Linked DNA regions of Homo sapiens: region 1 is linked to region 2. Evidence: read pairs that join two places in POLR2A ChIA-PET (ENCODE). Cell type or tissue: GM12878. All regions are shown on one strand. Links, peaks and the distances in the headings refer to the core of each region. The heading gives the core; the rest is flanking DNA.

Evidence for each region. Peaks named below come from ENCODE experiments on the same cell type or tissue, not always from the same donor. Only the 100,000 strongest peaks of a DNase experiment are listed, where the experiment ranks them.
Region 1: POLR2A ChIA-PET joins it to region 2 with 13 read pairs; 4 of 35 experiments call an interaction of 5 or more read pairs at or near these places.

Annotation. Positions count from the first base shown.
Region 1 is chr4:42,640,476-42,657,050 of GRCh38, reverse strand. It overlaps ATP8A1 (ATPase phospholipid transporting 8A1), which reads left to right. Exons shown (of 37, transcript NM_006095.2): 1 at 1-226. The coding sequence starts at 178. Among named protein-coding and RNA genes, the nearest start is that of ATP8A1, 8.3 kb to the left of the region's middle. RefSeq lists a silencer at 1-219 and enhancers at 710-759, 15,025-15,074. In GM12878, for the core only: no CTCF peak of the experiment used is centred there; no DNase peak of the experiment used is centred there; H3K4me3 peaks cover 737 bases; H3K27ac peaks cover 1,438 bases.
Region 2 is chr4:42,720,583-42,737,157 of GRCh38, reverse strand. No RefSeq gene overlaps it. Among named protein-coding and RNA genes, the nearest start is that of ATP8A1-DT, 71 kb to the right of the region's middle. In GM12878, for the core only: no CTCF peak of the experiment used is centred there; no DNase peak of the experiment used is centred there.

The DNA.
Region 1 (16,575 bases), core at 9,110-11,609, 82 kb after region 2:
TCCTCCTCCTGTCGGCGTGCGGGGGCCGCGCCCGGCGGCAGCTCTGCCCTAGGTGGGCGGCGGCGCGGCCCAGGCTGCAGCTGAGCGCTCTGCGCGGCGCAGCCGGGTCTCCCGCGTGTACCACGCCGTGACAGGTGCAGAGTCCGGGCTGAGGACCCACCTGCAGCCGCCGCCGCGATGCCCACCATGCGGAGGACCGTGTCGGAGATCCGCTCGCGCGCCGAAGGTAAGGGGCCGCCGAGGCTCGGGGCTAGCCCGGGGTCGGGAAGCGAGTGTGTGTGTGAGCGTGTGTGTTTATCCTGGAAGAGACCGCATCCTACCTCTTCCCCGGCGGCAGTCCGACTGTCGCGCCCGGCCCCTAGGGGACCCTTCCCCCCGCGCTGCCCCCAGTGTACTCGCAGACCCTTTCCAGGCTCCAGTACCCTCGAATGGGTGTTCTCCGCGGGAGCCCCGAGGCGTGCTTTGCACCGCAGTGTGACCATTAGGTCCCAGTCACTGAGCTCACTCGCCCTGCCCACCTCCCTCCCCACCAGTTCGATTTCCACTCAGCAGATCCCCAGCCCGCCGCCCCTGCCTCCGGCGCCCACCGTTTTGCAACCCCCTATCTGAGCTCCCAGCGAAGCGAGTTTGCTTTTCCCCGGCTGCAGGATCCTTTGATCCGTAGTCCCTTGGCTCTCGAAGCGCGGGGAGCCTTCATCGGGGTCGGGTGCCGAGTGGGTTCCCTGCATTACAGCTTCTGCAATTCTGCCTCCTGCAGCGGAGTCCCACCGGCTCGCGTCTGAGGTTTCGTTTTTGTGTTTCCCTTTTGCCCGAAACCCTCACTTCGGCCAGCTGAGCTGACTTTTCAGCCAGGTGGAAGCTGTTTTCTTTGCTCCACCTGGGGCCAGCTCTTGAATGGCCATGGTTGTCAACACTGAGCAACAGATGCTCCGGGGTAGAAGCAAGTAAGCTTTCCGAGGGCCCAGACTCTTCATCGTCTCCGAGGAGCCCTCAACATCCTGCCTGCCATGTGGCAGGCACTCTGTAAATATTATTTGATTTTGCTCGCGTCAAAGCCAAGACTGTAAATATCCCAAGGTTTGTTTGTCCTCTCCCATAAACCTGTACTTGAATCCTGCAGAGGGTGGAATAACATGTTTTTCAGAAATCTATCTTGCCATCATCGCTGATTCCCACTCTTCCTCCCCACCTCCATCTTTTAATGTGAGACAGGTGGTGAAGTGGTTTTAGAAAAATATATAAGTTAGGAGAATTGGATTTCAGGGATGGAGACAGGCCATTTTTTCTCCTTAGGGGCTCCCTGTAAAAATAGGGTCCCTGAAATTTTCTGATTGCAGTATTTAGGAAATATTAAATGAAACTGCTGTGGGGAGAAGACGAAGCAAGATTCAAAACTGGCCTGTGTACTACATAGGAATTCGGTACATGCTGTCATTTGTAATACCCAAAAAATACTTATATAGGGCATTATAGTTTTACATACACAGTTGAATACATTATACTTTTAAAATGCACACTGTAAAAATTCATTTTTTTTACACTTCTGAGTGAAATTAGTCATAGAGATAGTGAAAGTAGAATGGTAATAGTTGGTGGTGTTCTTTTAAATAATAGCAATTGATGGGTCCTATATTGTGGGAAATAAGGGGAAGAGAAAAAGTCTGAGAGCACTGCAAAACCTGTGGCATGTGAGGGGATTACAGGGCTGCAGTATTGTTCTTGATTGGCTTGTGTATTTTCCAAAGTACTTTTACAAAGATTACTTTATGGAAACTTACAACACTCCTGGAGGTTGGTGAAGGTGGAGTGCCATCTGATAGTTGAGGAAACTGTGGCCCATATGGTTTAGTAATTTGCCCAAGGTCAAGTAACTAGTTCAGTGACACATTTGGATTAAGAGCTCTGGGAAAACAAGGACTGCTGCTTGTTTAATCTTTGTATTCCCTGTGCGTCCAGCACAGTGTCAGGGCCATAGTGGTGCTTGGTGAGTGAATGACCCTTTCCCCTGAGATTAGTTGATTCCAGTTTATTATAGCTTCAGCATGTGCTTGGGACTGTGGTGAAGACAAATAATGACTCTGTGGGGCTGGCGTTGTGGCTCATTGCCTGCTCTGCCCACACTTTTCTTTCCTAGGAAATATTTCTTTCCTAAAAAATATAGTCCTACCTTTCCTAAGGAATATTCTCCTTTGAGAGAGGCCCTGCTGCCTAGAGGGCCTTGTTCTGAACTGCAGCCTTTTTGGCCTCAGCTGATTGGACTATGGTTGGCTCCTGACCCAGGGTCAACCAATTCTTATGTGACTCAGACACTTGTAACCTTGTGGTTTGGCTCAAAAAGAGTCTCTGTGTTAATCATATCTCTCTTGAAAACATTAAAGTTAGAGATTTAGAGTAAAAGCAGAAGGGAGCAGAGGTGAATAGGCTGGTATGGGAGAGAATGGGTGGCCATAATAAGTCATGGGAATGCTGCTGATAGAAGAAAGCAGAAACTATGAGTGAGTAGAGAGATAGCAAAGAAAATGGAATGGATGGGCAGACACAGATCCTGAGAGAGGGTGGCGAGACCTTGGAGCCTGCCCTCCCGAATTTTATAGCCCTAGTTCCCAAGTAGCATTAAAATAAGCTCTTTTCCCCCCCTTGAAATGACTTGAATGGGTTTCTGTTCCCTTCATCCAGATTGGCCAGATGTATGACTGTCATGCCTGTAAGTTGTTTACAACCAAACTGGGGAGAAAGGACTTAAAGAGGGAATAAATAGTCTAAGAGGGGATGTTGTTAATTAAATATTGTGCATGCTGTGGGGGACGCAGGACCTGTGGAAGATTAGGAATTTAGTACATACTTATTACTGAACATAAGGCCTGCTGAGTGAACATTTCATTGAGGTGTGATTTGAGATGAGCCCTCACACAGTGCTTCTCAAACTCGAAGGTTCATAGGAATCACCTGAGGATCTTGTTAAACGCAGAGTCTGATTCAGGAGGTCTGGAGTGGGGCCAGAGTTACTACATTTCTGACAAGAATGTAATGCTGAAGGATGCTGGCCTGCAGATCACAGTCTGAGCAGCAGGATCCTAAAGGATACTGACATCTATTTCTGTAGTTAGGAGAGTGTTGAAGACAGTCATAACAAGAACAAATGGGGAAAGTGAACATGGCTTATTTCAGAGTTCTTAAGGAAATTGGCCGGGAGCAGAGGGAAACTTGGAAGGAGCAGGCTAAAAGTTTGGATAGGTAGATTACTGCCAGATTACAAAGCATTTTAAATGCCAAGGTGAGTCATTTGGACACAGGACCGAATATTTGAACAGGTTCTTAGAGTTCATTGAATCTAATTTCTTATTTAAGCCTAACTCCAATATATAATATCTAACAGGGCCAGTTGGGGGCCACATCGTTATAAGGGAGGGACATCCTAAAAGTAGTAACTTAGTTAAGTCTGGAAGTGTGTTGGCTGGTTTGGAGGAAAAGGTATGGTAGATAGACTCTTTTGCAAAACAGTCTTAAAATGACAAAAGTCAGAATTAGTATTAGAGTGGAACAGTGAGAATGGGAAGGGAGGAATCAGATTTCTGACTGAATCATTAACTCATTCAGCAGATGTCTACTGAACTTCAACTACTGTTACAGGCACTTGGGATACATCAGTTAACAGAAGAGGAAAAGCATGGCCCTGGAGGTGCTTACTTTCTAGTGAGGCAGGAGACAAAACACACACAAAATATGCTAATTATAGAATTTGTTGTGTGGCAAATGGGGAAAATGAAGAGAAAGCAAAATGTTTAAGGTGGGTGGATGGATTGCAATTTTAAGTAGGTTAGTTAGACTAGCCCTCATTGAAAAGTTGGCATGAAGGAGATAAGGGAGTTGGCCTGGTGGGGATCTGGGGGAAGGGTGTTCCAGCCAGAGCAAATGCCCCAAGGCAGGAGAGAATCGGGAATTAGGAACGGTGAGGGGAAGAATAGTAGGAAATGAGGTCACAAAGGTCATTGTGTTAGTCCGCTCTTAGGCTGCTAATAAAAACATACCCAAGACTGGGTAATTTATAAAGACAAAGAGGTTTAATGGACTCAGTTTCACATCGGGAATTAGGAACGGTGAGGGGAAGAATAGTAGGAAATGAGGTCACAAAGGTCATTGTGTTAGTCCGCTCTTAGGCTGCTAATAAAAACATACCCAAGACTGGGTAATTTATAAAGAAAAAGAGGTTTAATGGACTCAGTTTCACATGGCTGGGGAGGCCTCACAGTCATGGCGGAAAGTGAAGGAGGAGCAAAGGCAAAAGAGCGTGTGCAGGGGAACTGCTCTTTATAAAACTATCAGATCTCGTGAGACTTATTCACTGTCATGAGAACAGCACGGGAAAGACCTGCCCCCATGATTCAGTTACCTCCCACCAGGTCTCTTCCACAACACTTGGGGATTATGGGAGCAACAATTTAAGATGAGATTTGGGTGGGGACACAGCCAAATCATAGCAATCATATTATAGGACTTTGCTATTTAGTGAATATTTAGTAAACATAGGGCAGGAGAGAGAAGGACTTTTTTGAAAAAAGCAAGTCTCAACAATAATTTAGAATTCTAATATTAATAAGTTACCATGGATCTTATTGGTAATAGCATATTGATATTTTATTAGTAATAACATTGGTAGTAGGTTCATAAATTATCAGGGATCTTATTGGGCTGGCTTGTGAAGATTTAGTTGAGTAAATCTGTGGTGGGCTTGGGGATTCGCATTCTTAATGAGCCTCCCAAGATACCCTGGTGCTGGTGAAACACATTTTGAGGAAATTTCCATTACAGTCTTGAGCTTGACTGGTTGAGAAAATCTATTAAACAACAAGGAAATTGGGAAGGAGGACTAATAAAATAAGAGATGATACTAATTCAAATTTTGAGGTAACGGGGACATCCAAATGGACATGTTTTAAAGGTAGTTGGAAATTTTTAGGTGAGATGTGGGAAACCTCAAACTTGGGAATCTTGAGAGACAATAGTTGAAACCCTGATAGTGGAAAAATTTGCCATAAGGCAAGAGTAGATAAAGCAGAAGACTAAGAATTTTAGGTCTCTTTATTTAGCTGCCCCAGATAAATCAAATGGGTGTTTGAACTTAGCATTTGAAATCTGGAAACAGACTGAAATAATGGTAGCTTACACAAAATAGTTTTTCTCACTCCTGTAAAACTAGTGTGGAGGTAGACAGGGTTGGCTGTGCCTGCTACACAAAGTCATAAGGGATGTTGGCTCCTTGTGCCTTTCTGCTTCACTGTCCTGAGAGTTTGTCTTCCATAAAGTCACAGCATGGTTGCTGGGGTGCCAGCCATCATGTACAATAGTTTTAGCCAGGAGAAAATGGAAGGGTGAAAGGCAAACAGGTTTTTCAGAAAGCACCACACAAAAACTAATGCTTATTTTGCATTGGTTTCCACTTGCAGGGCAAGCTGGGAAATGGAAATTTCCAGCTGGACACATTACCCAGTGTTGTGTTACAAACGGAAAAGGGTGTATGGTTATTGAGCAGTGCATTAGTCCATTTTCACACTGCTGATAAAGACATACCCGAGACTACTCAGCTTGGAATTCATTGTATCATTATCAGCATTTTGGGTCAAAGCCATTCAACAAGTCTCTAGGGAGTTCCATACTTTCCCACATTTTCCTGCTTTCTGGGCCCTCCAAACTTTTTTCAACCTCTGCCTGTTACCCAGTTCCAAAGTCATTTCCACATTTTCAGTATCTTTTCAGCAGCACCCCACTCTTCTGGTACCAATGTACTGTATTAGTCTGTTTTCATGCTCCTGATGAAGACGTACCGAGACTGGGCAATTTACAAAAGAAAGAGGTTTAATGGACTTACATGGCTGGGGAGGTCTCACAATCATGGCAGAAGGCAAGGAGGAGCAAGTCAGATCTTACATGGATGGCAGCAGGCAGAGAGAGCTTGTGCAGGGGAACTTCCATTTATAAAACTATCAGATCTTGTGAGACTTATTCACTATCACAAGAACAGCATGGGAAAGACCTGTCCCCATGATTCAGTTTCCTCCTACTGGGTTCCTCTACGACATGTGAGAATTGTGGGATTTACAATTCAAGATGAGATTTGGGTGGGGACACAGCCAAACTATATCAGGCAGACAACAGAATCAGTCACAGTGAAGTTCTCAGATTGCCAAAGGCTCTTGCTTGGATAACATAGAAACTGCTCTGGAGCTCATACTTTACATATAATAAGGATTAAATTGTTCAGAACTAAAGAAATGCACACACACAAAAACTTCACATACCTATCCAGTGGTTTGTGTTTTCTTCTGTTGAATACTATAATGCTAAAATATAATGACATTTATTTGATTATGTAAAATATGTGCTAAACGATGTATCCAGAAGTTGTTTTAGGAATTGTTTTTCTAAATGGCAACTCTAAAATGTTTGTAACTATGTAGAATAGTATGTTTTATTTACATAAAAGGTAACAAAAGGAATAAAAAGTAATTTAAGCTGTCCTTAAAGGAAAAATTTTAGGACGCTATTCCAGGTAAAAGATGACTAAGGTTTTTGTTCCTTTAAAAACCACTTATTATGCACCAGCTGTGTGCCAGCTAAATGGGTGGTGGGACAAAAGGCTGTGGTCGATGAAGGAGGTCCCAAAGGAAACATGGAGATGAGTATGGAGATGAGTTCAGTTTTACCTGAAGTGGCACTGTGTGAGAAGGTGTGTATGAGTATAGCGATACAGCATGTCATCAATATTTGAAAATCTCAAAGTAGGTGTCATTTTACTTAGTGTAATTCTGGAGATATAAGTGTATTAGATCTGATTATTTTAGGTTTTCTATCTTCAGTGCAGAATTCATGGTTTGTTTTTTCTGTCATTTCAAAAACAGAATTGAAGCATATACCTAATGTTACAGCTGTGGGAATGTTTGCAAAGGTCAGAGGACACTTTTGAAGTTAACGAAATGTTTGCTGCGTGGGTCTCTATTCACATGGTTTCATTGGAATGTCAATGACATGAAGGCCACCACTTTCCCCTTCATTCTTTACTTCTTAGCGAAAGGAGCCCAAACCTTCCAATGATTGTATTCTCCGGGTAGTAAGCTCCCTAAGGGCAGGGGGTTTTGTCTGGTTTGTCCACTGATATATTGCTCCCCATGAGGACATTGCCTGGCACATAGTAGGCATTGGTTAAATGAATGAATCTATGTCCTAAAGATGAAAATGCCTTATAATCCAATTTGTAAAATACTCAGAGCTAAATCTAGATGTACTAAATCTAGTACCCTCCTACTGAAACCTTAGCACCCCAAAGGAGCGTTTTTGTGAGATTTGTTCGCTGCTGTACCCTCTACACCTAGAGTTTTGTCTGCCACATAGCCACCACTCTATATTTGTTGAATGAATGGATAACTCTGAGCTTTGTTTTTAATGGAAGAGCTTAACTATGAGTCTTGATAGAAGTACTGCCTGCTTACTGGGAAAAACTCATGCTTCAGAAAGTCTTGCAGGAGAGAGTAAAATTCATCACAAACTATGCCATCCAAATATAATCACATTGTGATTATAAACTTTTATATACTTCATATAAATTTATATATTTACAATGTTAGAATTTTAGTATATGTCCTTCCCAACTATTTTCCAGAAAAGATATATTTGTTAGGAAGAATGAGGTAATCTGCATTATTTTTAATAATTTTATGGATATCTGTGCCAATATAGATTTGTGTAAATTTTGTCTACTGTCACTAGTTATATCCTTAGTGCCTGGAATAGTGCTTGACACTTGGTAGCAGCTCAGTAAATTTTTGTTGAATGAACAGATCAATTTTATTAATTTTATGACAGCTTAGCATTTTTATGTTAGTACAGAATAACTTACTAAAGAACCCTGTGGGTGGACATTTAGGTCATTTCAGTTTTTTAAACTCTTGAATAAGCATCTTTGTATCTTTTTGTACACCTTTCTGATGGTTTTGTTCAAAGTCCCTAGAAATGGGATTTCTGGGTCAAAAGTATATATCTTTTTATGACTTTTGATACATATTTGAAAATTGCTAGAAAGATTATACTGGTTTACACTCCCACTGAAAGTGAATGAGAGTGCCTGTTTATCCCTTTTGCAGCACTGTATAGCATTTTTCTTCCTCCTTATGGATATAGAATGTAAAAAGTAAGTCTTTAAGTTTACATTGCTTTATTAGGTTTAACATATTTTGGTAAATGTAGTGATTATTTTTTTCTGAATTGTTTATCAAGTTTTGTATTGAAGTTTAAGAACTTATATGTTAACGATAATACCTTTTTTCCTTATTCATAGTTTATCTTAACTTTGTAGTGCTTTAACATGTATGTAAATTAATTTTTATGAAGTATAATCTTTCCTTTTTTTAAATTTCTGCTTTAATGTCATATTTTTCAAGATAATTTTTCAATTATATTTTTCTTTTAGTACTTTTGGGTTTCATTTTAAACAGTTATATTAGTAATTCCTGTGTGATTTACTTTGTGGTGAAATGTGAGGCCTGGATCTAAGTTTTTCCTCAAATTATTTACCTGACATAATAACCATATATTTAATAATCCTTTCTTCCCACACTGATTTGAGGTGCTTCCGTATGTATATATTTGAGTTTTTTTCTGGAGTCAGTCTCTCTTTCCCTTCCCCCCACCCCACCCGCCGCCACCTCTCTTTATTTTGGTCCCTTTTAGCCCCTGGTATCAAATTCCTTTATTGCAACATAACAAAAAATATTCTCTTAGCTGTCCCATTTGCTTTGCTCTTTTCTCTAGGTTTTTCTGGGTTTTCTTTCCCCCACAGTTGTATTTTTCTACTAGAATTTATGAGTACATCATTGAATCAAGTTAAAAAACATGTTGGAATATTTATTGGAATTGCATTGTTTATAAATTTATATTAAGAGAATTGGCATCTTTCTTATATTGAGTCATGTATGCTTAGTTTCCCTCTTCAATTATTGCTACTTTGATATTGGTATCAGTCTGAATTCATTTCAGTTTTTCAGTTAATTTTTGTCTCTGTAGGTTTTAAAATTATATTGTATGTCTTAAAGCAAAGTATTTTTAAATGAGGTTTTAAATTAATAAGATTTGACCAGGTATCTGTTGGTTTTACTACTTTTTGAGCAAGAATGGTTCATTTCTATCTGCTGATGTATTGTGGACTCTGCTTCCAACTTACCACTTTTATTATTTCATGTAGTGGCCCTGACATGATAGCTGAGATATTACTCTTTTTTCTCCTTTTTGCTAGGAATAAGGTCAAATTTAGACCAACTAGATTTAGCTAATGGTTCCATGGAATCTACTTACAAATCAGCATTTATATCTCAGATCAGCACTAAAAGAAATAAAACGTGAGCCACAATCAAGCAGCTACATTTAAAATGTAAAAAGAGATGTTAAATGAATTTTAATACTATATATTTAATATTAAATAATACAAGTAATAGTGTATTTAATATATAAATACTAATATGTATTATAAATATAAATTGTCTTTGGCCCAATATATCCAAAATATTATTTCAATATTTTGTTATAAAAATTTATGAGTGGTAGTTTACATTTTTTGTGCTACGTTTTCTAAATCTGGTGGGCATTTTATAGTGCATCTCAATTTGTACTATTTCATGTGCTCAGTAGCTACATGTGACTAGTGGCCACTGTATTGAACAGCATAGTTGTAAATTATACCTCTAGCATATGCTTACTTGTTAGGATTTACTAGAATTTTTCAGAATATAAAATTTTGTGATGGAAACCCATAGCTCAAAGTAAGCTTGTTAGAAATACATATGTAGATCTTGAGGTTTAAGTCTTCAGCTCCCTTCTTAACAACAGAAGGCAGTCACGTGTGTATAAAACTTCACACATTATATGGGTGCTTAGATAATACTGCCTTTGACTTGGCAGTTTAGAGGTTTTATGTAAGTACATTGTGGCATCTTTTGTAGCCTGTTTTGTTTCCAATTTTTTAATCTCTTATAAAATATATTTGATAAATAAAACACCCTGCCATGTCTTCCTATTCATTTTTATTTAAATGTTAGCATGAGATGTGAAGTAGATAAAACTCTTAAGTAGTATTCTTTTATGTACAATATCACCATCACTTGTGCTAAAGGGACAACTGTATAGAACTTGGCTTCATGGATTAATTAGACCTCTAATTGACTTGGCAAAGAGAGGTGTCTGTTTTAAATTGAGCCTCTGTTCATTATTTTATGTGAATTATCTTTAAAAGAGATGACTGATCTTGATCCATCTAGGGCTGTGCTTAATAATATCAGATTAGTTGAGTGACAGCTCAGAATGTCACTAAGAAGGCCAAAGCCAGCCTGGGTTCTGGACCAGAGCACCACTTTAGTGGGCCAGACCTGTTTAGAGTACAAGATTGGCCTTTGTGAGTGAAACAAGCAAACAATGGTATGCAGGGTTGAGTCAAAGAGATGGTTTGTTCTGATGCCAGCCTACACCAGTTCAGCTTCTGTAATTGACCTAGGTCCCTGTGGTTAATTCTGGTCCTGAAGTAAAGCTAACGTTGTATAAAACAAATCTTCCAGCTTCTACAGACCGTCTTTTTCCCGTGTCCCTTCCTCAATCCCACATAGATTTAGTCCCAAAAATCTTTAACGTCAACATTTGAAGAGCTCTGACTTAGCACTCTAAAGATGAGGCATGCACACCCTGTCACCACTTCCCTGACCCTGAGTGCCTGTCCCAGCAGCTTATAGAGCTCCAGGATGGGGGGGCCTGCCTTGCTCTTGGCAGGACAAGATGCTGGTTCCCAACCCTAGCTTGGACTCCAGTGCTCAGCATTTGTGAGCCGTTTTGATGCCACGCCAGGCCTACCAAGGTTTCTGAGTATCATTTGCTTTCACTTTACCCACAGTTGCTTTTGGCCAGCTCACCTGAACCCACATCGTTGCCCCATGCAGGAGATCTTTGGTTCTGAGTGTAGGTGTTGCCCATTTCCATTTGTCCTGGATCTGTCGCTCCACCATTGTATTGTTATTCCAGTGGCTGCGACTAGTTGGCCCTTTCCAGTTCCCTTCTAGTCTGTCTCACTCTACTTTTTTTTTTTTCTCTAACCTAGGCCATGTTCTGTCTCTGACCAAAGAAATGAGATGGGTCTAAGTTTTATCCAATCCTGGTGGCTGCTCTACATGTTAAGCTGGGTTCAGTCTACCATCTATGCCAGAATGGTTGTGATAAATATTCTCAGATGGACTTAAGTCAACTTTCCTAACTTTATTTTCATTGTCATGGGTAAATGTTAGAGAAATGACATGGGGAGGAATGTCTCTGCTATCTTTAATGAAAAGTGTGTCCAATGTGGACAGGGCAGTGGGAGGCTTGTGAAATGTAAATTGTTTTTATAGCCACATCGTGTGATGCTCAACCCTGGCTTCATAGTGAATTAGATAGGGAGCTTCTAAACAATACAGATTCCCAGACCCATCCCAGAACGATGGAATCAGTTGGTCTGTTCTATAGGGATAGGGACCAAGCATTAATATTTTATCTCCTAGGTAATTCTCATGTGCAGTGGTATTGAAAACACTGGTATACAACCTTGAATTTACTTGCTGGCAGAGAGGATGGGAATAAATTGTATACAACTATATAGGTTGCGAGCCAAGAAACCAAGAGTATTAGCTAGCCAAGTGATAGACAAGCAATTTACCCAAAATATTTACCAAAGAAAATCAATATTTTTGGTAAATTGTGTATCATCCAGTTAGCTAATAGGACTAATTATACTCCTCTTAATTTCCCCTCTCAGAAATGATCAAGGTCATACATTAATACTATTTATTAGGTTTTGAAGACTTTCTTTAAAATTCTGAATTGAACATTCAATTCAGTACAACTAAGTGAAGAGTACAACACATTTAGTTTATTTTTAGCTGGTGTTATATCTACTCTGGGAGCTTGTTCAATATGAGCTTTTCTGCAGTGTCATTACTAGTTTTTTGGTAACCTGCTTGCTTTTAGTATGTTGTAGTAATTAGTTGCTTTATTCAGCCTATATTTGTAGCCCAAATATTTAGTCATTTGCAGCTGAAAAAAATAGCATAATGACTTGGTAATAGTCTTTGAAATTTCTGTGGCAACTTTTTTTTTTTCAAGGAGTATATTTTCGTCAGTCTAGATTTATTGATTTATCCCATTATGACATGAAATAATCTTTTATAGGTTAACGTACAAAATGTGAAAACTCCCAATTTACCTGCCTTCCCTAATTGCTGAGATGAGGCCAATATTTGAGACTCTTTATTTGGCCATTGTGTTTCTCGGTGGCCGCTCTGATGGGCGCTGGGTTCTAGCTTTAGGATGCTGCTGGTGGCCACTGCCGGGTGGGAAGATTATCACTTGACGCTCTGGGGATTAGAAAAACACCATAGTACTGTAGATCAAGTGCATTGTGTCCAGCATTCGTGATTGCTGTTTATTTTATAGTTCTCATCTATCCTTATTTGTCTCTGCATTTAGACTTTCCTTTTATTAGGTGATAATGTGATTTGTACTTTGCAGATGGAAATTATTTTCAAAAGCCAGAATTTGATCTTGTAGAGGTTGGAAAGTTCTGAATTGTTGGCTCAATTTAACCCCAGATGGCAACTGATTTCTGTCTCTTCGTTTAACGTTCAGTAAGAGAATCATTACATGAGTTGGCCTTTTGTTGACTTCCAAGTGAATACAATTAGCAAAAGAAAAAACTCTCTTAATTTCCCCAGGTACCAAATTGAATCCCCCTTGAACTTATTAAGTGAATTTCCCGGTGGAATTTATCCCTGTGGTTGGTGAACCACTCTCCTATATATTTTCATTTTAACTAAGCCTTAATACGAAGGCCTTCAGTCTGAACTTAGTAGATTTCTTTATAGGTCAGATATTTTTCCATATGTTCAGCTAAAATTGACCTTTTAAACAAAAATTCATTGAAGCAAATAAATCACCATTGTTACTGTTTGTTTCATGTGTTTTTGGTCTGCTCAGTACCAGATGACACGGTAGCCACCTGCAAGTAGGGCTTTTTTGTTTTGTGACATAACTACGCTTGAAGCTATCTTTAACATCCTAAGCTAATGCCCTATAAATAATTGGCGAGAAAGTGAAACAAGGCACTGGGACTTCCTGTAGGCCTGGAGTGATATGTGTGTTCTGGCCCTTCAAAGCTGTGCGGCCTTGAGCATGTCACTTAACCTCTGTGAGACTCCTGTTTCTCTTTGATAAAGTGATAATACCTACCAGCGAATCATCTGCCTGTTGGATAGTGAGGAGACCAAGCCTGGCTACACACTGGAATCTCCCAAGGAGTTTTCAACACACTGACCCCTGGTCCCACCCCCAGGGATTCTGATTTCATCTTGGGGGTAAGGGTTGAAACAAGGAGAAATGATAGTGGCTTCAACTACTAAGCATCAGTGGACATGATGGGGAGTGGTCAAGATTCAGAATATAACTAGAAGATAGATCCAACAGATTTGTTGATGGCTAGGTTATGGAATTTTAAAAAAAGGAGTCAAAAATGACTAAAGTTTTGGGCCCTGAGCCCAAAACAGTGGTGCCATTTACCGAAATAGAAAACACTGGGATGAAGGAATGAAAACCAGCTTGCATCTTAGAAAGGAGTGAGAAAGTCCCATGTGTCAAAAATACATATGTTTGTAGACATTTATTTTATTCTCTTAGAGTATTGCATTCATCCTAAAATCTGGATTTCAGAATTTCCATCTTCTGTTTCCCTCATCTTCTTTTCTCTGAATATTCTTTAGAATTTCAGTAAATGCACCTGTTAGTGTAATACGTGTTCCCCATTGCTATGAATTTTAGGTATCTGGGAACTGTATGGATTTATTCTGTTTGGGATCGATAATTACATTGCCAGGACTTTTTGCTGCCCAGTCAGAGTTGATGAGAACAGTCTTTCACGTGATCACTGCGTTCTTTTGGCTCTTGAGGTGCTCCAAACTGCAGGGACATTTTCCAGAGTGGATATATTAAATGAAAGCACTTACTATAAAGTAGGTGCTAAGCAAATGTTTTTTGAATCTGCATCTGGTGAGTGACTGGGATAAGATCAGGCTGTTCAGATTTTGGAAACTGAACTTTTAAAAACGCTGGAGTGGTTTTGAAGTCTTCGTGGAGTTTTCTTATATTCATCTGTATGCCCATCACACCTTGCATGGCAGTGGTCACGGTATACCAGCAGGTCTAGGGAGCTAATTTCATGATTCTAATTAGTAGTAGTAGCATCTTGAGGTAAAATGTTGCATTAGGAGGTACTTACTGCATGGAGTGATTTTTATTTATGGCATTAGAAGGTTCTTGAAGCATTTGTTTCATCCACCCTCGCATCGTTTTTGTTCTACCTGTGGATTGAGTAGGGCGTGCGGCAATCTCACACATGTGTAGGTGTCATTGCTTTAATGTCACTGAGCAATGTGCTGGGTCTTTTCAGTCTTTGCAGCCCACCAGCTGTCATTCACACATCCTATCTTAATCTGTTTAGTGGAGGTTTCTGTCGTCTTCTTTAGCTACATCCTGACAAACTGAAGGATGCCGACCATTCCTTACTTTGTTTTGTGAAAATGATTCTTGGCTTTTTGAGCCAGTCTCATCTGACCAGTCTTAGTGGGTTCTTCAGTACTGCCCACAGTGCTTGTGGTAGATGAGCCATCCCAGAGCCACACCCATTCTCAGAGTCTCGTTAGGGTGTGCTGGAGTTCTTGGATGCTCTTTTGTGGGTTTCCTCTTTTTCTAGCTTTGTTTAATGGATTTGTTGGATATTTGGCAAACCTGGTTGTGGCATTGTGTTATCAACAGGCAGATGAGAGTGTCACACTTTCCTTATCCTGGGTAATGTCTGTTTCTGTAGGATAAAACACTTGTCTTGTTTGTGGACAGTGTATGTTGCTGTGTGTGCTATACTGATGTCCCTACCAAAGTTGTAATGGGCAGGAAGACTTTAGTTTCTTCACTGGATGTTTTTGATGATTGAGACTTTGTTTAAAAAAAAAAACAAAGGTGAGTTGTTTTCCTCTCTTGCAAAGTCACAATGGAGATAAGAAGCAGGTGCCAGTTAAACTCCACTGACTCATTCTGAGATTAATGTAGCAGCATAATGATGTTATTTGGGTGTTTCTGCTTCTTGTAATAAAACGAGGACTAGTCTGTTGGAACTAATCATATATCTACCTGTTTGTATGTTATAAAATGTGTAAATAGCTCTAAAAGTTAAAGTTGTAATGATTCAGATAACTTTCATCATTGTTCATTCATTTTTTTCCCCAGTACTTTTTAAGGCCTAGCTCATTCAGAGCTGTAATTCAGTTCTATCTTCCTATGAACACACTGCTACTGAAGTCAATGGGGTTAACTATCCTACAAGCATTTGTAGTAACTAATTTAATAATACTCTTTTCCATGTACAAAATGCGGAAAACTTGCGCCCTGCACTGTATCAGTGGTTCTCTCAATAAGCTTATAGTTGTCTTAAAAAAAAAAAAGAAATTTAAAAGGATAGAATCCTTGGATTCTAGAGTTGGAAGGGAACTTAGAAGTCATTTAATGCAACACAGTAACTGATATGGCTTGAATACCTCACAGTGAAGGGAACACACCCACACACACCCTTTTAAGACAGCCCATTCCATTCTCAGACACCTCAGATTTTTTCTTGATAAGAAAGCAATAAAAGCAGTAAAAACATTTATGCTCTACATGCCTTGCTGGGTCAGGTGTCTCCCATATTGTATTTACACAGTTGCTTCTTTAGGCCTTTAGTATAGAACCTTCAACTTATTCAGCCTTTCAAAATCTTCTAGAATTCTGATTTTTTTCATGTCATCTGTACATTGATTAATCGTGTCATGTGTCCTTATCCTGTCATTGGAACCCAGGCAGTCTGCACCCAGAGCCCTTACCAAGTTAGGCATTTACTGTAAGGGATCCTCTTGTATCACAGCAGAGGTTCATTGTTCTTTTTTTTTTTTTTTTTTCTGGTGAGGGGGAAGTCTCTGTACGTCTGCTCCTTCACTTCCTAACTTTGGCATGCATGTGGCTTCAGAGTGCCATGATGCTCCCTCCAGCCCACCTGTCCGTGATGTTCCTTACTTGGTGCTGAGTTGACTGACCACAAATCCACATTCTCTAAAAGGGATCTGACTGGCCTGGCTGGTCAGGTGCTCCATGTTGACCCTGACACCTAGGGCTCAGGTACTAGGCCAGGCCAGGAGATGGAAGGAGAGACCGAGTCCAAGGGTGACCCAGGGGAGGCTCTTTCAGAAGGGCTCACAGGCAGGGATGGCCAAAGAATAGCTTTAGTATGTGAGACCCCTCCATGTATGTTTGTCAGCTACATAGTTGTGAATCCACATTGTTTCATAATCATGGAATCGTGTGTCTTCATTTATAACAATAGGGCCTACACAAAAGCCTTCTTGAAATCCAGATGCTGAGGGTTCTATTTTTGAAAAGAAAGAAAAGGGATTTAGTCAGTGGAGGCTTACTGATCCCCACCAGTCACCACCTCCC
Region 2 (16,575 bases), core at 7,105-9,604:
ATGGTAGGCATAAACACCAGTGCCAAAGGAAAATCCAGTGCACTGGGATCTCTGCACAGGAAGGGTGGGGTTGCTCAGGCTGCTGGCCCAGGCAAGTGAGTGCTCTATCTGGAGTTCTGCTTGGGGATGAAGTAGAGGGGGCCCTGCTGCACAGTGAGCTCAGAGGAGCAGGCTGGGGCATGCAACAATGACACATGTCGACCCGTTCCAGGTTGCCAAGCTGGCCTTAGCTACAAGTGTCATCACCCAAGAGATACCATAGCTATAGCAGCTGTCCTCCTGACCCACACCTGAGACAGGGAGAACAACAAATTCAGCACCTACTGCTGAGGTACTTTACACAGTTCTGGCTGTGGAAGCCCCTACCCTGCTTCAGAGCAAGCGCTCCAATCTCTGGCCTGAGACTAAAATGCCTGCATGGTCACACTGCCGGGTCACCAAACAATGACTCACTCTGTATGTGCCCTGAATAAAAATGGTGTCCTGCCTCACTCCATGTCTGGGAAAATCTCTGCACCTTTTACCAGTGTCTTTCCCTCTCAATGTCTTCCAGCCTCTCGCCAAGTTAGCTCCAGAGCTTGGGAGAAACAGTGCTGTCCTCTGGCCTAGGTTAATTTGATCCCCAGTGGAAAGATGAGTCACAGAGGGAGTCTCTGTGCCTCTCTCATGTACTGGAGTTTCATTCACTTTTGTCAGCCAGACGTTGTCACAGGGCCTGTTTGCCCATGTTCTCCTTGGAATCTGGAGTGTCCTTCATGATTCCAAGGGACTTCCATTTTCCCTATGAAATGAAAGCTCACAGAGTTGATCTTTTATGCACTATCTTGCTATTTCCAAGTGGCTGAGGCATGCTAAATGCTTCTAATCCATCATCTTGGGGGAAAAAACTAGATATTTTTAGTTTTGTTGAAGTTTTTATGTTTTTTGTTCTTTATTTTATTAACTTTTTATTGTTATTAATTCCTCCTTTCTTGTTGCTTTCAATTGGTTTCTTTGGATTTTCTCTGTTGCATTTCGAACTTTTTGGATTGAATATTTAGCTTATTCATTTTCAAACTCTCTGTGTCCTGGTCATTTTATCTTACATTTCCATCAAAGGACTATTTCAGCCATGTCTTTCAAATGGTGGCATGTGAGTCTTTACTGTTGTTTCAATCCTCAAGTTTCATAATTCTTTTTATGGTCTCTTTAAGCCAAGGATTAATTATTAACATAAAGCCTGGCATTTGGGTTTGCATATGTAAAGTATATTTCTTTTCTTTTTTCTATAGATTCTTTATGGACACTGAAGGAAGGAATCAATAATCCATGTGAGTTTTTTATTTTGTCAGCTTTCTTTTCTAAACCATGTCTGACAAATAATTCTGGTCATCTCTCTGTAAATATAGGGTGGTGGTTAAAGTGAGTGTATAAAACATCATTGGAAAAAACAGGATTTTGTGTGGGTGTGCAAAGTACCTCACTCCAGAATAAACATGGCTCACGTAATTTAAGTATACCCAAATGGCTAGATGCCCTGATTTTATAACCAGTTTCATTTGAAATAAGTTTTCTTTGTGATAAAGAATTTGGTTTTTATGAAGCTAATGATCTTCCGTTTGTCACTGGACTCATCCTATTGGTTGTCTTACTTGATGTCTTTATGATGAGACATTTTGTTAACAAATTTCTTCCAAATGTGCAAAGCCAGAGCCCAGCCCACTCATCTCCTACACTTGTGCATGTTATTTGAAAATGCCTTTTCCATACAACTCTTTCGTTTATACGCTTTGAATAATGTTATATCCAAAGCACTTTTAGAGTGTCAACCTACCCATATGAAGCAGTAGAAATAAAAAGTTCTTCATAAAAGAAGAGTTCTGAGAGGAAAAACAATAGGAATTGATGTCTATCCAGCTTTTCTTCATACAACTGAACCTTGTATAGTCAGTAACTCCTCTATAATTAAAAGGGAATTGTTAGGAATCGCTTTGCTTTGCTTTAAATGAATGATTTATAATTTGATAAAGTATTGCTATGGCCCTATAAGATTAACAAACACAATTATAAACACCCTTATTCTTAAGTCAAAATAATTAGATTCCCAAGAGTTAATAACAGAAAGACAATAAGCCAAACAATAGATACACATGAACTAGAACTATTGGAATAAATGGGTCGAATTTAAAAGAAGCAAAAATCCTCAAAGAGATAAGGGAGAAAATATATATATATAAATCATCTAAGATTTCCTTCATGTCCTCCCTCCTGTCACCACCAAACATAACTCATGCTATATGTATTTGCTGTATCCATGCTGGCTCAGTATTCCTACTGATGCATTTTATGGCAGGGATATAGGGTTTTTTTTAACCTCTGCATATGATAACCAAATCCCAGAAATGCCAATTATACAAAAGCAAAGCATATCATTCATTCCTCAATAGAACGTCTGCAGAAAGAAAGTGGCCAAGGACTCTGGGGTCAGCTTCCCTATTTTCTTTAGGCTTTCTCAAGATACATATTGTCTTTTCTATGTGTTGAACGGTGAGCAATACTGAGCATACTCTGAGCATTTTATAAGCATGGAACTGTTCCTTCTTTCCAAATAAAAGGCCATGTACTCTGTGCCTCATTAAAGAGGCAGGTTAGAAACAGCATAGACTAGGAGTCAGGAAAACTGGTTCTAAAAATTCCAGCTTTTCTGTGATCAAGCTATCACACCAAGGCTCTAGATCTAATTACCAGTTTTCAGAGGGAGGGAGGAAGACAGGTACATGTTAAATGACGCCACAGAAAGCACTTAGAAAAATCTCGAATTCAGAAAACTCTACAAGATGAATGAGTTGGCTTCTTCACCAAATAAATTGTAAAGAGAAAAAAAGAGATAAAGAGAATCTACTGATTAAGAGAGACTTAACAGACATACGACAAGCAAATGTATTGAGAAACTTGCTTGGTTTCTTGTTTGATTCAAACAAATCAAAATTTAAAAATCATTTTGAGGTTGAGTGTGATGGCTCATGCCTATAATCCCAGCACTTTGGGAGGCTGAAGTGTGTGGATCACCTGAGGTCAGGAGTTCAAGACTAGCCTGACCAACATGACAAAACCCCATCTCTACTAAAAATACAAAAATTTGCCAGGTGTGGTGGCAGGCACCTGTAATCCCAGCTACTCAGGAGGCTGAGGCAGGAGAATGGCTTGAGCCCAGGAGGCAGAGGTTGCATGAACCAAGATTGGGCCACTGCACTCCAGCCTGGGCAACTAAGCAAGACTGTCTCAAAAAAAAAAAAAAAAAAAAAAAAAAAAAAATCACTTTGAAGATAATCAGGGGAACTCAAACACTGCCTGGGGACATTTGTTCACAATACAGAATTATCCTTAACTTTGTAGCCGTGATAATGGAATTGTGGTTATGTTAAGCACTTCATTATCTTTTAGAGATACAAATTGAATTAGAAATTAATGCAATGATGTCATGCATGGATTCTCCTCAAAATTACTAGAAGGTGTGGGTGGGAGGAGTTTCATGCAGAAAGAAGTGGGCAGGAACAGTCATGAAACAAAACAAAAGTGGCTATGACTTGATGATTGTTATAGACAGGTAAGGAGTCAATGGGGAGAGAGGAGGAAGGTTGACGGCACTATTGTTCTCTACTTTCCTATGTATTTGAAAATTACTATATTAAAAAGGTTTTTTTAAGCGGTAAGGGTCTGTTTAAACATTTTTCATTTGTAACCACACAACATCTTTAAATATCTTTCATTTTGGTAATTTCTCAAACTGCAAAGTTCTTCCATCCAAAGCAGGAAACAAAAAACAAGTGGGCGTGGGGCGGACGCAGTGGCTCACGCCTATAATCCCAGCACTGTGGGAGGCTGAGGCGGGCGGATCACGAGGTCAGGAGATTGAGGCCAGCCTGACCAACATGGTGAAACCCCGTCTCTACTAAAAATACAAAAATTAGCTGGGCATGGTGGCGCATGCCTGTAATCCCAGCTACTCGGGAGGCTGACGCAGGAGAATCGCTTGAACCAGGGAGTGGGAGGTTGCAGTGAGCCGAGATCATGCCACTGTACTACAGCCTGGCGACAGAGTGAGACTGTCTCAAAAAAAAAAAAAAAAAAAAAAAGTGTGTGTATGTGGTGCCTTCTCACACACCCTTGCATCTATGTTTCTCATATGTGGTCTAGATCTGATTAATGCAAGGACTACCAGGCTACATGGTTGACAGAGCATAGTCCAGAGAGGAAATGGTAATAGTGATCTCATTAAACCAGTCTTTCAATACAGGTGGGCATTTTTCCTGGCTGCATAGCTTCAAGTCTGGCTCTCTGAGCCCCCCAGAGATTTTCTATACTTGTTTAATATCTTTTAATAAGCTTATCAAATTATTCAGTGTGAATTCTGAATAACCAAGAAATGTGATTTATGTAGTGCCCTCAAGAGACACAACTGTTGTGAGAGATCGGAAGAGCTGGTAGTATCAGAAAAATTATTTCTTAGAAAATGACCTTTCAATTGATCTTTGAAAGGATGCATAGAATCCTAAAAAAAAATCTGGATGAGAAGTGAGAAATGGAGAGGGTACCTTGCAGGGGATACCGTATAAATAAAAGCAGAGAGGCAGAAATTACAGACCATGGATCTAAAAAGAATTCAGCTTGACCATACGATAAGCAGAATGAAGATCAGCAGAGGAAACTACTATAGGAAAAGTATGATGGAGACAGTTCATGGTAGTTTAGACTAACACAAATCTGCTTAAAATAATAGACCCATTGAGCATTTACTATGTAATATGCTAATTATGTGACTCATCTCTTCCTATATTCATAATAATTCTATGAGTGGCTATTATCATTTTTGTTGCTATTGAAAACTGAGGCTCTGACAGATTAAATAAACTTCCCAAACTTATACTACTGATAAGTAAGAAAATCAAAATTTGAAGCTTGGTTAGTCTCCAGAGTTCAACATTTTCCCCACTGCCCTATACTGCCTAAGGATTTTGAACCTCATTTTAGGGACAATAAGGGATCACAAAATATTTTCAAGCAAGTAAATTATCTTATCTGCACTTCCAGAATTTTAAATAGACAGCAAGATATAAGACTGATTTCTTGAATAAATCTTTCTCCTTCTTATATCTGAAGCCACAATATAGTTCTTTTTTTTTTTTTTTTTTTTTTTTTTCTTTGAGACGGAGTCTCGCTCTGTTTCCCAGGCCCCAGGCTGGGGTACAGTGGCGCAATCTCCGCTCACTGCAAGCTCCGCCTCGCCGCTTCACGCCTTTCTCCTGCCTCAGCCTCCGGAGTAGCTGGGACCACAGGCTCCTGCCACCACGCCCGGCTAATTTTTTTTGTATTTTTAGGAGAGACGGGGTTTCACCCTGTTAGCCGGGATGGTATCGATATCCTGACCTCGTGATCCACCCGCCTCGGCCTCCCAGAGTGCTGGGATTACAGACGTGAGCCACCGCGCCTAGCCCACAATATAGTTCCTATTGAACTAAATCTTATCAGTTTCTAGAATTATATGGAATATCAGTTATTGTACAATACTTGGGATAAGAAGAGATTTACAATAGCAATACTGAATGTGGGAAATAAAACAGACATCTTTGGAATTTTTAGTGTATGTATTTTCTTTAATAAATTTTGGTAACAATTTATTTTCTTGTGAAGCAGATGTTTAGTCATCGATAACTATAAACATGATGAGACAAGGAATTATTTGAAGGTTGTTTTGTTAGTTAAACAAAGGGGTATCATTCACTCTGTAACTGCAGTTGTTATATAATCATCCTCCTTTGGCTCCTCCTTAGTTCTACATTTAATTGTTTAAGGTATTTTTACATTGTTTTATGGGTTTTTGTTTCTAATATCATTCAAATACACCCTGACCACTACAGGACAAGTCTTCATAGCCGCAAGCCTGAACTGTCCTACAGCCTCTTTTGTGTCTTACTGTCCAGACATTTCCTCTTCCAGTCTATTCCGTGGCGATCTTTCAAGCTATCTCTTTCTGTCCTGATGATTACAGAATTGTCCTTCTCCTATTATGGAGAGCTTTCTACAAAAAAATCTGGCTCTCTCAACCAATTCAACCTACTCATTTTCATTATCACCAAGCGTATAAGGATTTTCAAAGACTGCTTTTTCTTTGTGTCCATTCTCTTCCTCTTCTTTACCTTCTTGTAGCCCAATCCCCACTTCTCCACTTTTCTGACCACCCTGATTCATGACAACTCACTTTTCTGAGATCTACTTCCACAGTTTTCACATAACAGTAAGTTAAAACATGGCTCCCTACCATATATTTATCTTTCCATAGGTTTCCTTTTAAAGCCCCAGATAAAACCCCCGAGGACAGAAACGTGTTGTGTCTTTTATTATGCCCTGCTCCTTCTCCAAGCATCTTACACAATAGGTTGAACATAGTCGAAAATATACAACAAATATTTAATTAGTATATGATGCTTTAAGAAATAGTAGGAACACAAAAAAGGAATATTCTTTCAATCCTTGATTTAAATATACATAAATATCCCTGATTTTTTAAAATGTTATAGAATATTTTATGTATAGCAAAGATGTTCTCTCCTAGTAAACACACTCAATGAACTAAAATAAGAAAATTATAAGCACAGTACATATACAGTAAATGGATATTATTTATAAAATCTTGAGCATTTCATGCTCCCTGTGGAGTGAATTGATAGTCAACTACCACAAGCATAATTAACACTATCACAAGTTCTAACAAGAGCTCAGGAGTCAAAAATGACAAAGCATGGAAATTTATCATTTTTTAATATTGAGGCAGGAGAATTGCACCACTGCACTCCAGCCTGGGCAACAGAGCAAGACTCCATCTCCAAAAAAAATAACGTGCGTCAATGAGAGAAATATCTATTGATTTCCATTGCAGACAGAACATTTTCAGGGATACCAAAAGTCTTTTATTTGTACATCTTTCTATTTTGTTTCAAAGTATAATTGGAAGAGTGGACTTCATCTTTTAAATAGTTAGTAAGATCTTAGGAACTCTGGTGAGATCCGTGCTCACTAACCATAACCCTTAAAAAAACAAAGTGTTCTCAGGCTACTTTTGAAAACTGGTTTGTGTCATACTATTTGTTCTTCAAGCTCCCTGGACCCTTGACCATGCATGCTACAAATACACTTCAGGTACAAATTATTTGCACTGTTGAACTTTAGAGTTCATGAAAACATCCAGGCTGATGAAAAAAAAATTAAATGTCAGATTTCCAGGAAGAAATATGAAGGTAAATTACCGGCCAACATTTCTAAATTTAGAAAATTAAATAATATAGATTTACTTACCAGCGACTTCAAAACATCTAGGCTTCATAAACACATCCTAAAAAATGAATAATGCAAGAACATTTTGGAACAAGTTGTACATAGAAGAAAACAATGTCTCTTTAAACACTCAACCTCAAGAGTATTTAATAGCACCCAGGCCTCCTAGGCACATACATCATATTTGGCTTCAATCTCTTAAAACCCACAGCAGTTTGAAAGTGGTTGTATAATCAGATAATGTCCCAGGCAAAATAAAGATAAAAATCTCAGTCATTCCACCGCACCAGATGAATCTATCCTGTCTTCATTACATGATAGGAAATGGATTAGTTTGTGATATGATTTGGCTGTGTGTCCCCAACCAAATCTAATCTTGAATTATAATCTCCACATGTCAAAGGAGGGACCTGTAATCCTCACGTGTTGATGGAGGGAAGTAATTGAATTATGGGGGCAGTTTCCCCTATGCTGTTCTCGTGATAGTGAGTGAGTTCTCACAAGATCTGATGGTTTTATAAGGGGCTCTTCCCCCTTTTCACGCATTTCTCTCTCCTGCTGCCTTGTGAGGAAGGACATGTTTGCTTCCTCTTCTGCCATGATTGTAAGTTTCCTGAGGCCTCCCTAGCCATGCAGAACTGTGAGTCAATTAAACTCCCTTTATTTATAAATTACCTAGTCTCAGGTATTTCTTTATAGTAGTGTGAAAATGGACTAATACAGTTTGTGAGGGCCACTATAACAGATTACCACAAACTCAGAGGTTTGAACAACAGAAGTGTGTTGTCTCCCAGATCTGGAGGCCAGAAGCCAGAGACCAAGGTGTCAGCAGGGTTGGTTCCTCCTATAGGCTATGGGGAAGAATCTGTTCTGTGCTTCTCTCTTGGCTTCTGGTAGTTTTCTGGAAGTATGTAACATTCCTTAGCTTGTAGAAGCATCAAGCTGGTCTCTGGCTCTATCTTTACATGGCCTTCTCCCTCTATTCATGTCTATGTGCAAATTTTTCTTGTTATAAGGACACCAGTAATATTGGAGTAGGGCGCATCTTACTTCAATATAATGTCATCTTAAGTAATTACATCTGCAGTAGCTCTATTTTCAAATAAGTTCACATACTGTGGTATGGTAGACAAGGACATGAATATATGAATTTGGAGAGTAAACAACACAATGCGTAACAGGAATTAAGATAACTTGTTCATGTGTTACACAAAATCAATCATCCACAACATACATAGGACAAAAAAATCAAATTAGAGGGAGGAACTATACATATCAAAGTTATATAGATTTAATACATCTTAATAATTTATTCATACTTGCATTCCAGAAAACCTATTGAATAATATCAACAATGTAAAGGCACAATGCAGGATAAATGCTTATTCAACATTTATTTAGTGTGGTAGAAATTAACTGATGTCCATTAATGGATGAATGGATTAAAACTATGTAGTATATATATACAATTGGAATACTATTTAGCCTTTTTTTTTTTTTTTTTTTTTACTGTTTAGCCTTTTTTAAAAAGAAGGAAATTCTGTCATTTGTGACAATATGGATGAATCTACGGGACATTTCCCTAAGTAAAATAAGCTAAGCACCTGAAATACAAATACCACATGATTTCATTTATATGTGGAATCCAGAAACATCAAATTCATAGAAGTAGAGAGTAGAATGGTAGTTACCAGGGGTGAAAGGTGGACAGGAAAAGGGGAGATGTTTACAGTCTTCCCTGAAAGTGTACAAAGTTTCAGTTAGGAGGAATAAGTTCTGGTCATCTACTGCATAGCATGGTGACTATTGTTAATAATAATATGTTTTATATTTCAAAATTGGTTTTTAAAAAGTGGATTTTAAATGTTCTCACCACAAAAAATAAGTATGCAAGGTGATAAAGATATTAATTAACCTGATTTTGTCATTCCACAATGTATTCATGTATCAAAACATCACATTGTACCCCATAAATATATACCATTATTATCTGTCAATTAACAATAAAATACAATTTTTTTAAAAGAAAGTAACTGATGTTCCATTAATACAATTATATACTTTCTTCATTTCAAAATCACACATTAAATCTAAAATAACATTTGCTTTTATTTGGAAAATTTCTCTTCACATGTTTTTTGTCATTTGTGATTGAATTCTGCTAATAATTAATACTCATTAAGAACCAAGTTGGTTATAAGACTATAGTAATAGATAATTGTCCAACATATATGTGAAAGTCCTTTTTCTTTTGGCCGTGATGTTGGCGAAATAGTTCCAACTTTTTCCATAGTTCTTAATATTTCCTCGGTTTTCTTTTGCAATTTTCAAACTAAAAGTCTGAGGAGCTATACTTAAAGTTCAAAATTTACATAATAAAATAAATTGCTCATTCTCATTAAATACAACTGCATCATTACAGAAACTCAGCTGTGACTGATGACTTCAGGGAACTATTGCTGGCTGGTTTCAGAGCAGGCAGCCCAGTCCAATGTACACATGTATCCTAAACATATTACATGGAGATAAAAGGATATCTCAGAGGAACCTGTTAAAAATGTCTGTTTGTTGGCCCTGTATGGTCAGAGATAGAAAGCAGGAACAATATGCATTTTTCTGGTTGTGTAAGGGATTATTCATGGAACTGTGAGTTAATGAACACCGTATTTCCCATTCATTCCAGTGAGACTTCAGTAGCCGCTTAAGAATTGGAGCCCCAGGAAGGTCTTTGATCTGACCCTTAATCCATTTTGCAAATTAGTAGAGGAAATGGCCAGATAAATCAGGGAACCTCAAAGTTGGAAACTACCTTGTAGTTGGAGGAAATACCAGAATGCCATTATTGTTTGTCTTTTCCCAGCTTTATACACCAGGAAAATGAACTGTATAAAATTGTGGTGCATATAGGCTGGGCGAGGTGGCTCAGCCCTGTAATACCAGCACTTTGGAAGGCTTAGGCACGCAGATCACCTGAGATCAGGAGTTGGAGACCAGCCAGGCCAACATGGCAAAACTCCATCTCTACCCCCATCTCTATTAAAAATACAAAAAATAGCCTGGCATGGTGGCACGTGCCTGTATTCACAGCTACTCCAGAGGCTGAGGCATGAGAATCACTTGAACCCTGAAGGCAGAGGTTGCAGGGAGCTAAGATCATGCCACTGCACTCCAGACTAGGCAACAGAGCAAGACTGTCTCAAAAAAAATAAGTAAACAAAATAAAATAAAATTGTGGTGCACAGACTCTGGAATAGATACCTGGGTCTGTGTCCCTCTTCTGGCCCTTATTAACTATGTGACTTTGAGCAAATCATTTGACTTTTCTGTGTCTCACTTGCCTCTTTTGCAATGTGGTAATAACAATAATACTGACTTCATTAAATTTTGTGCAAATTAAATGTTCATACCTGTTCAATATTTAGACCAATGCCTGGTACACACAAAGCATTAATATCTCCTATTATAAAAAGTGTATAACTGAACTATGTTTTATGATGTTCAGTGTTGATTTCAACCTTAAACAAGTATTTCTTAGTTGGCTGGGGTGAAAAATGAGGCAACTGAGCACACATTCTATGCTGAAAGATAAATTAGAAGCAATGATCAATTCCATGGAGGGAAAGCGGCATGAATGAGATTTATGTGAATCTCCAAATTTCTTTCCCTTAGGTCATCCTGTATATCTTTGTGGTTTGTTCCTTGTTTGATTGCCTCAATTCAATTTTACCATGCAGGAATTGTCAGGTTCTTTAGTATAAGAAGATTTTTGTGGTCAGTGGTGGGTGAGAGATACCTAATTACTTCAACTTTGTCACTGAGTGGCTTTGACTGTGAAAGCAAGACTTAACCTAAATACCCCAAATGCTTAAATAGTTATCAAACAGGCACAAAAACAGTCATACACCTGTTTGTGCAACACCAAGGAAAGTGCCACTGTCTGCTCCCAGGTAGATTGATTCAGGCCTTGCATGAAAGCTTCATTCTTATCCAAATATGATAATATTCTGAAAGCAGAACCAGCCAGCCTTGAAATGGAGTGAGGCAATTGAATTTCCATCAATCAGAGGGATTCAGGGTAGGCAAGGGGCCAGAATCTAGACCCCCACTATTGAGGTGTTACATTGTAGAATTAGTGCAAGAGTGATGGGGCCCATGTAAACGTATAACCTTCCATGTATGTTGAGCATCACATTCATCGAGATAAAATTATTTCTATCATCCTTATGTTAATTGACAAATTATCCAGTATAAATTTCGATAATGATACTTAAAATGCTAAGTAACTCTACCTCAGAAGGTTGTTGATTCTTCTTAGGGTATTTCAGCTGTAAAATAATCATTCCTAAGGTATAGATCAGAGTTTATTTGTACATGCACACAGATAACAGTATTTACACTGAGGTAATTGTAAATAAATTAAGACAACAAAATATTAGGGTGCTATTTTCTGTGTATTCTTTACCAATAATTGTTCATCTGTACAAAATTGTTAAGCTATTACTAGGATAATTAAATATCTATCTTAAAGATGAGAGAGCTGATGTACTATTTAGAAATCTACTAAATAGTTTGGTAACCTTGGGAAAGTTGTTTAACCTTTCTAAGCCTCAGATTTTTCATCTGAATAATATAGTTACTATGATAAATACACATGATAATGGATGTAAAGTTCTTTTCCCAGTGCCAGGCATTTATAATGGAGTCAATCAATTCTAGTTATAACATTCCAAATGAAATATTAATGAATTAAAGACATTTTAAGCCTCAATTAATATCTGATATTACTGTCTCTAGGCCGTAATAGAATTTTACTATTAGGTAAAAGTTTGGAGATAATCTAAGACCAATTACTCTAAGAAACCGAAGTTTAAAGAAGTTTTTGACTTGCCAGAGACAGCATAGAAGATCTTATTACAGTTAAACCCTGACAAGAGTATAATATCGGCCAAAAAATCAGAACTAGCATACTTATTAATTACATTATTTTCATGGTAGGGTTAGCATAACTATACTTAACGTACTCATCCCAAGAATGTTCCACCCCAGATATCTGTGTTCCTTAGCAGCCATCTGAAGGCTCCTATTATGCCAGGTTGTTCAGTTCTCCCAGGCTCATTTCACTATCCTGCTTCCTTAAGGTGGTAAATGACATCATTCCAGAGGGCTGCCTGATGACCCTATCTCTAGTTTAGTCTACTGCTTTCAGGCCTGGCCCAATCCCAGGTTTAGTTCCATACTGATTCACCAGTTGGCAAGAAACCATCGTGTTTCTAACCCTGGAAAGAAGAGGAGGTAAAATGAAATAGAGAAGGCAATGAAGAAGCCCAAAGTCAAAGGCTCACTTCCAACCCGTGGTCCAAGGCTCAATTTATGAAGAATATGTGCAATAATGCCAGCCGATATTGTGAATTTTAGAGAGTATGCTGAGTAATTTTTGGCCTTTCTACAATTTTTGGCATGAGCAATGCAGTAAAAGGATATTAAATCATCAATAATTTTTCCCATTTCTTAATCTCTAACATCCAAACACTTTTTCCATAAAGTCTTAGATTTGAAATGACGATCAGAGGTTCTAATTAAGTCTCCCAAAAAATATCTTCCTTTACAACACTCCCCTTGGGGGACAGTCAAGTACATCATCTGACAAATCCAGTTATTAGAAACTTCTCTGTTGCATTCAACTGAAATATTTATTTCTGCAACTTTTAGGTACTAGAAGGAAAGTCAATCCTAAAACCACAGCCTCTCAAAGTTGGCAAGAATCTCGAAATCATTCTGCTCTCTGGAACATCCTCAAACAAATCAACCCTCCTTTTCATTTCAGAGCCCATATTAGTTCACTTTTGCTGCATAATAAATCATCCCCACAACAAACATTTATTATTTTTCATGATTCCGTGGGTCAGCCAGGTGATTCCTCCAGTCTGGCCAGCTTGACTATGACTGGATGGTTTAGAATGGCTAATTCACATGTCTGGCAATTGTCAGGCTGGTGTTTCTAGTGGTGCCCTCAGCTGGGACATTTTGGCTTGCCTTTGCTCCATATGGTCTCTCATCCTCCAGTAAGTCAGAATGGACTTCTACTTACAGTGGTCCCAAGGTTGCAAAAATAACACTTTACAAGTCTCTGATGTACTATTTGCTAATATTCTTTTTGCCAAAGCAAATCACATGATGTACTGGGTCAGATAGTGTCTCCTACTCCAGTCCCCCAACTCCCAATTCATATCCTTCCTAGCATCTCAGAATGCTACCTTATTTGGGAATTGATTGCTACAGATATAATTAGTTAAGTTGAAGTGAAGCCATTCTGGAGTAAGGTGGTTCTTTAATCCAGTATGACTGGGTGTCCTTATGAAAAGAGAATAAATACAGAAACACACAGGGGGAATGCCATGTGATTAGTGGGGCAGAGAGTGGAGAGAGATGTCTATAAGCCAAGGAACCCCAAGGACTACAGGTCACTCCAGAAGCTAAGAAGAGAAGGGCATGGAACGGATTTTCCCCTAGAGACTTCAAAGAAAGCCTGAGCTTGCCAATATCTTGATTTCAGACTTCTAGTTTCAAAAACCATGAGAAAATAAATTTCTGTTGTTTTAAGCCCGCCAGTTTGTTATGGCAGCCCTAGGAAACTAATATACATGGCCAAATGGAAATTAAATGGATGGATCAGAACAACTGAAATGTCACATTGCAAAGTAATGTGCACACAGGGATAGCAAGAATTTGTGGATGCTTTCAACCTATCAGAGAGCCCTTCAAGTATATTACATATTATAATTTTTTTTTTGATCATATTTTCCAGGATAACTCCTCCCAGTTCCCATAACAAGGTTTCAAAACCCCTTGCATAGAGACAGGCTGCTGTCATGGTATTGCAAATACCTACATCTCTCTTAAAAGGTAGGCCCATGATTTTACCACACACTACAGATGTTTTCTCTTTAGTAGTACTATTGAGCTGTGTATTAATTAGGATGTGTTTGGCTGCAAGTAAAAGAAATCTAACATGGGCTTAAAGTGTAAGACTATTTATTGCTGTGCTTCACAAGAAGTCTGGAGATAACCAGCTCCAGGTTTGGCAACTCCACAATGTCCGAAGTTGTGCTGAAATTTTTGAAATTCCTGTAGTATTGTTGCAAGAGGTCTGCCTTACCTCTGAATATTGTATCTTCATGTGGCCATGTCCAAATGGGGGAAAAGGGCTGGACAGAGGAGAGAGAGAAAAGTTTCATAACTCTCCTTCCTGATGACATAACAAAGGCAACAGCTTCCCCAGAGTTCTCTCAGAAAATGTCTTACAGTTTCTTTGGCCAGAACTGAGTTCAATAGAGGCTTTAAAAGCAAGTTTCTGCTTTTTCAGCTCTATTGTGGGTACCAGCAAGGCAGAAAATGTTTTGGAATGGCTATTGGGTATAGCTCCTGGGCCACCAACCAAGAGTGTCAGATACACCTTTCCAGAAACACATGACATTTTGAGGCAAAATCCCTTCTATGTAAGGAATTTTTTGAGATGACAGAAATTTTAACGAACTCTTTAAATTAGCAAGCAATGTGCTCATTATAGTAACTAAGCATGTGGGCTCTGAAATTGGACTCTCTGGGTTCAAATCTCAGTTTATAATTTACCACATAAAAACTGTGAGCAAATTACTTCACTACTCTGTGTCTCAGATTCTGCATCTTAAAAGTAAAGATAATAATAGTACCCACTCAAAGTGTTGTGAAGATTAAATTCATAGAACTTATCATAGTGTCTGGTGCATGATAAATATTCAATAAATATTATTTATTATTATTGTTCCTGTGCCCACTCCCACTACAAGATAAAGAAAGGAACAGAGATGTTATTGTATATGTATTTACATAAAGAAACCTGGAAGAACACAGGGGAGGGACAGAGACTTTCTCGTATATGAATTATATCAATATATATACAAATGGGTCAGAAAACATTTAAAGTTTCCGTTCTATATCTAAGTCAACTTGGTTCAAGATTTTACAAAATTTAAGCAGAAATATTTGCCAAAATGTTAACAGTAGTTATCTTTGAGTGATTGAATTCAGATTGTTTATTTACATCTTTTTACTTCTCTGAAACTCTCCTGCAGCAAGCAACACAATGGGCCCAGAAGATGCCTGTGTCCTAATCTTTGGAATCTGTGAATGTGTTAGGTTACATGGCAAAGGGAATTCAGGTCATGGACAGAATAAAGGTTGCCAGTTAGTTGCCCTTAAAACAGGGAGATTATCTAGATTATTGAGAGGATCCAATATAATCACAACAGTTCTAAGATGTGTAAGAGGGAGACAGAGGAATCGGTGTCAGAGTGATGCCATGTGGTGAAGACTCAGCTGGTTGGGGAAGATGGAAAGACACAATAAGCCAAGGAATGCAGGCAGCCTCCAGAGGCTGGAAAAGGCAAGAGATGGATTCTCCCCTAGAGCCTCCAGGATGGAACATAGCTCTGCAGACTCCTAGATTTCAGTCCAGAGAGACTCATTTTGGACCTCTTATCTCCAGAATTGTGAGATCATAAATTGGTGTTGCTTTAAGACACGAAGTTTAAGGTAATTTGCCATAGCAGTAATAGAAAACTAATATAAACCACTCCCCACCCACACACACATATTAAGTAATCAGCATATATTAACAATTGGAAAAAAATAAGATTTTTAACATCTTATATATATACATACAAACTTGAAGTGTGACCTCGGGAATACATTACATTTACTTGAAGAAATACATATGTATATGAGATGATATATATTCAGCATTAGCTTGTAATTATTCAGAGACTTAGCCCCAAGGCATCCAGGCAATCTTCAAAAGGCAAAAAGAGGATAAGTGTGGGTTCCCAAACTCCTGGTGTTGATTTTTTTCATTCTACTCGTTCCCTAGTTTTTCAACAACTGCCCCACAGGTAGCAAGCACCCCAGCCTTCAGCCTGAATGTAGGCCTAGGCCTGTATATACCTAGCCTTCTGCAAAACTGCCGACTTTTCAAGAAAAAGGAAAAACACAACATCTTTGAAAAGCAGGAAATGTTCTGAGACACCAGACAGAAATCTGTTTCTAATGTGATGTATCTTGTTTTCCAGAGAACAGAAAATTGCCTGTTATAAATGCATTGTCATGATGACAATGGAAAAAAAGAACAAAAATTGCACCAGATTCCTTTGTATTTCATTATACCTTTGAAACCTAGAGACCTAAGGAAGCTTTACATTTTAGTAGCTTCATTTTTTTATAAATGAAAAA